2 separate regions of the Homo sapiens genome follow, and region 1 is linked to region 2. The links are chromatin loops, found by intact Hi-C in ENCODE. Cell type or tissue: K562. All regions are shown on one strand.

Evidence for each region. Peaks named below come from ENCODE experiments on the same cell type or tissue, not always from the same donor. Only the 100,000 strongest peaks of a DNase experiment are listed, where the experiment ranks them.
Region 1: a loop joins it to region 2, with 2.7 times the contacts of the local background. A loop is called at or near these places in 2 of 110 quality-filtered maps.

What each region holds. Positions count from the first base shown.
Region 1 is chr4:48,126,911-48,129,410 of GRCh38, forward strand. The region is part of intron 1 of TXK (TXK tyrosine kinase); the gene reads right to left. Among named protein-coding and RNA genes, the nearest start is that of TXK, 6.1 kb to the right of the region's middle. RefSeq lists an enhancer at 229-1,091 and a silencer at 442-736. In K562, a CTCF peak has its summit at 1,035 (motif pointing right); a DNase peak (open chromatin) is centred at 1,061.
Region 2 is chr4:48,482,279-48,484,778 of GRCh38, forward strand. SLC10A4 (solute carrier family 10 member 4) reads left to right here and starts at 1,065. Exons shown (of 3, transcript NM_152679.4): 1 at 1,065-1,873. The coding sequence starts at 1,284. RefSeq lists silencers at 985-1,034, 1,115-1,244. In K562, no CTCF peak of the experiment used is centred here; DNase peaks (open chromatin) are centred at 983, 1,633, 1,733 and 1,853; H3K4me3 peaks cover 1,921 bases.

The sequences.
Region 1 (2,500 bases), 360 kb before region 2:
ACCTGATAATATTCCCCTTAGTTGTCTTCACTGTCTTCTGCAGCCTGGAATTTAGGAGAAAATATTTTCAAAAATTCTTATGTTTCCTGATTCAATAGCAAAGACAATGGCCTTTAAAGAAAGATACAGACCTACCCTACCACTGCTTTAATTATGACCCAATTTTATTTAATTTCCCTCAAAGTCCAAGAACAGTGGTGAGCAGGAAGGCAAACCACTGCTTTGTTTGTGGTTCCATCCTCTGCCCAGCAGAGTTGCTGCCCAATAAATAATCATTGCGAGAAGAAAAATCACACTATGAAAGCCAAACAGCTCCCTGGTGTTCCCTTGCTTGGCATGACTTTCCAAGACAGCAGGCATCTTTATTTACAGGTTGAAGTGTTGGGCCAAAATTCATTCCAATGCAGGTATCAAGGAGTATTCATTTCATGATCATTTTCAATTTACAGCAGCACAGGTGTTCCCAGTAAGTAAATAGACAGCGCCCTTCCACAGGCATTCTGTGATTACAGAAGCCATTCTTTGAATTGTTTTGCCGATTAACCTGCAGAGGGAAAGCTCTTGAGCTTTTAGCAAATTCCCAACTTAGGCAGGAACTCATGCATATCAAGGGCCTTTGCCAGAGTGACAAAAATGCCCCAGAGATAGGCAATGACTATTTGCCTGCTGGAAGGAAATGTGGAAAGAATATATTCGGGCTTGAAGATTATCACTGAAGGAGCTGAGCTTCCTCTCCCAGGCTTACATCTGCGCTGTTCTTTTCATCTACTTCTCATTCCTCAGTAAATATCTCTAATGATGAGCCTCAGGCCAGCAAATCAGAAAAAGGGCATCGCATCAGATGTAATCTCTGTGACCTTTAGAAACCGGCACATCTGTCATGGGATAGGCAGTTGGCCCTCCCATCTTTGGTATTTGTGTTTTTTCCTTGGAAGGATTTGCGCCCCTCTGTCCTCTAGGAGAGGCTCCTATTGACATTCCTTCCACCCCCAGAGGTTCCTGGGTGGCAACAGCTGGGCTGATTGGGAACAGGTTTCCACCAGGGGGCACTGGAAGAAAGCAAAAGTGAGAAGCACCCCTTCTCAGAATAGCTCCTAAGGTCATCTCTGAAGAGGACAAAGGAACAGATGTGAAGAACTGTGGGGCCCGGGCTGCGCGGGAAGCAAAGCCGCTGTCGCTTCCTCATGTCTAATGTTTTGAAGTTTACATCGTCACCTCCAGTTCATCCCCTGGCATTTCCGATGTCAGGGTTTCGTTTTGAATCAGTGCCTTGAGTGAAATGCATTCCTACTGAATTTGGTCATCATAATAACTGGCACATGGCTAGTGATTTATATTTAAAAACATGGCTTGAAACTGGCTCAGTTTTGAGAGCTGCCTTAACCCAAAGACCAGGCTTGTTGCCCAAGCCAGGCGCTCCAGGTTGTGGTTTTAAGATGAGGAATGTCTGATACCGGCTGCTTTTGCAGTTGATGGGCTGTGGTGAGTGGGGAAAGCCTTAAAAACTTGTGGCTTTGGAAAAATGGCTCTGGGTGACCAGAGCTGATTCTGTAAGTTTGCTGCAACATATCCTTTTTGTTTTTTTTTCCAGAAATTTACAGAAAGGCCAAACTTCCTCATTACTCTGCCATAAATGCCCACCACTACATCCTTTTTTTTTTTTTTTTTTTTTTGAGATGGAGTCTCACTCTGTCTCCCAGGCTGGAGTGTGGTGGCACGATCTCAGCTCACTGCAACCTCTGCTCCCGGGTTCACGCCATTCTCCTGCCTCAGCCTCCCGAGTAGCTGGGACTACAGGTGTCTGCCACCACGCCCGGCTAATTTCTTTTTGTATTTTTAGTAGAGACGGGGTTTCACTGTGTTAGTCAGGATGGTCTCGATCTCCTGACCTCGTGATCCACCTGCCTCGGCCTCCCAAAGTGCTAGGATTACAGGCGTGAGCCACCGCGCCCAGCCTATCTTCAAAAGGCCCCATTTCTTAAGGGCCTTTTGAAGATAGGCACGTTTTAGCCACATTAACCCATATTATCTGGGGAGAGTGACACATAACTAGCTTGGCTATAGCATGGATGGATTTCTACCTCTGAACAGGAGTTAGAAAAGACTTCCAAGTTGGAGTTAGACTTCTTGGTTTGGAGTTAGACACCAAACCAAGACCCCACACCAAGGAGAGGGGAAAATAGTAAAATTGGGACATTGAGTTTTTCACATATTTATTCAATTTAGAAAGTTATCCTTTATTCTGAGTTTATGCCCTTTATACATTTGGGGTCTGAAGTGATCCTGTGTCTGTGTTCGCACGTGTGTGCACTTTTCCTTTTGATACTAAAATGTCCATTATTCTAAGAAGTGATGGTCTCCAGAGATGTTAGTTTTTCTAAATGTATGGATAAAATAAGTGAGTAATTTGTGTTAGACCTTGACTGTTCTGTTTTTTTGACATTATACTGCCAGTGAAACCTTAAAGAAGGGAGGATAACTACTTTAGGGGAGTCACTGG
Region 2 (2,500 bases):
CTATATCTTGGCTCCTTGTGAAAGCAACCCTGGGCTAAGACTGAGCCTTGATTTCATTCTAGAAATTCCTGTTGGTTTTTACAACTCAACTGACTATCACTTTATGGTCACCCCCAGGGAGCTAGATGCCTCCTTAACAGGCCCCACCTGGTTGGTAAGCAGCGAAATTATTTTCCTTTCTACATGCCATCTAGTGACTGACTTAAAAGTTGTTGCATCTCCATTCCTAAGAGCTCTGCTTTTGAATTGTTTTGGGATAAACCTGTCTCAAGCAGGGAATCTCAGCACTTTATTTCTTTTCAGTCCTTTAATCCTAATGCCAGGGCCTTACTCATAAAGCTTCGTAAATCTGTGGCCACTGAAATATCCTCTCTCCACCTGCCAATAACTTCTTAAACACACATTTTTCATGGAAATTGTTATTAGCCAAGCTCTTCTCTGCCCTCTTTAGGGACACATCGCCGTGCAGATTCAGCCAGGTACTTGTGGGTTCGGTTGATAAGACTGAGAATTCCTCGTTCCTCAGTTTCCTCGTTTGTAAAAATCGAGCTTGTAAAAATGGTATCTATCTCACGGCTTTGCTGTAAGAATCGAATGAAATAATGCACACGCACTTGCACAAAACCCGCTATATTATTATTACATTCTACTTTAAGACTGAAAATCATGCAAAAAATTGTTTGCAAATTCAAGCCAGATATCGTGTCCTGCTTACTAGAGAATCGCTCATATTAAGTCAAGCACCCCTCTTAGGGCTGCAGGCTATAGGAACAGTTTCTGCCATGAGCGTGCATCGATGAGGTTATCCACCCGCCCCCTCCACTTTGTGTGTCTGGGTCTCCAGATTTCATTATAAAGAGGCAGAGCCCATCAGAGAACTTGATCGGCAGCCAGGAACGGTTTTTTCCTGCTCTGGTCCTTTGTCAGGTCTTTGTTCCGCCCCTGGCTACACTCGATAACAGAACCACTTACTGGCGATTCACAGGAGGGGACCGGGCGGCAGGGCGGGGCGGGGCCTGCGGGGCGCGGGGCCGCGGCGCGGAGCCGGCGCAGCGATTGGGTTCACCCGGGGGGCCGCGCTGCGCGGAGTGCCAGGCTGCGGGCGGCTGCAGACCTGGGAGCGGAGACCGGCCCGCCGCCCCCGACGCCGCCGAGCACGTCAGCGGCGCGCAGCCGGGGCTCGGAGACCGACGGGCAGAACGACGGGCGGCGACTGCGGCGACCGCGGGACGGCGAGAGGCACGCGGCGGGAGGGGACCGGAATCCGCAGCTCCGGCCGCGCCATGGACGGCAACGACAACGTGACCCTGCTCTTCGCCCCTCTGCTGCGGGACAACTACACCCTGGCGCCCAATGCCAGCAGCCTGGGCCCCGGCACGGACCTCGCCCTCGCCCCTGCCTCCAGCGCCGGCCCCGGCCCTGGGCTCAGCCTCGGGCCGGGTCCGAGCTTCGGCTTCAGCCCCGGCCCCACTCCGACCCCGGAGCCCACGACCAGCGGCCTCGCGGGCGGCGCGGCGAGCCACGGCCCTTCCCCGTTCCCTCGGCCCTGGGCGCCCCACGCGCTCCCGTTCTGGGACACGCCGCTGAACCACGGGCTGAACGTGTTCGTGGGCGCCGCCCTGTGCATCACCATGCTGGGCCTGGGCTGCACGGTGGACGTGAACCACTTCGGGGCGCACGTCCGTCGGCCCGTGGGCGCGCTGCTGGCAGCGCTCTGCCAGTTCGGCCTCCTGCCGCTGCTGGCCTTCCTGCTGGCCCTCGCCTTCAAGCTGGACGAGGTGGCCGCCGTGGCGGTGCTCCTGTGTGGCTGCTGTCCCGGCGGCAATCTCTCCAATCTTATGTCCCTGCTGGTTGACGGCGACATGAACCTCAGGTACGGATCTGTCTATTCCTTGGGCATCTGTCTCATCCCAGACGCGCGTTTACGGCCGTGGGCTCACGACGAAGGACAGAGGCAGTGGAGGGGTTGGAATTAGGCGTGGAGGAAGGAGGAGAAAAGGAGAGGAAGTTGATGACGCCCCGGCTTTAGAAGTCAAGGCCGACCTGCAGGTTGTGCTGCTAGGGGAGCAAGCTAGACGGCGAGGGAGCTGCTCCAAGGCTGGGATTCCATGCGCAGCGCGGCCCTTCAGCAGGGTCCCTCGCCGTCCTCCCCGAGCGTCGGGGTGGCAGCGCAGGTCGTTGTCCAGTGGAAGACAAAGAGAAGGGGGAGTCTGAACTAGAACTCGCCGGCAACGTAAAAGTAAAATAGGGCTACTGGCCCGTCAGAGAAAGTAATCTCACATAGAGTGCAGGATTGTTGAGTCCGACCAACAAGTAGCAGTCAGCAGCTTTACCATGGCTTACCTTGCAGGGGGCTTGCAAGGAAGAACGTTCCTTCCCCTCAGAATCATCCAGGCTCAATAGACTTTATAATGTCGAGGGCAGCAGTACCGAGACAGGGGGCTTGTTTTTCCTCCCTGCCTTGGGTTCATAATTCCATCGGTGTTAGACGTGCTGCTCT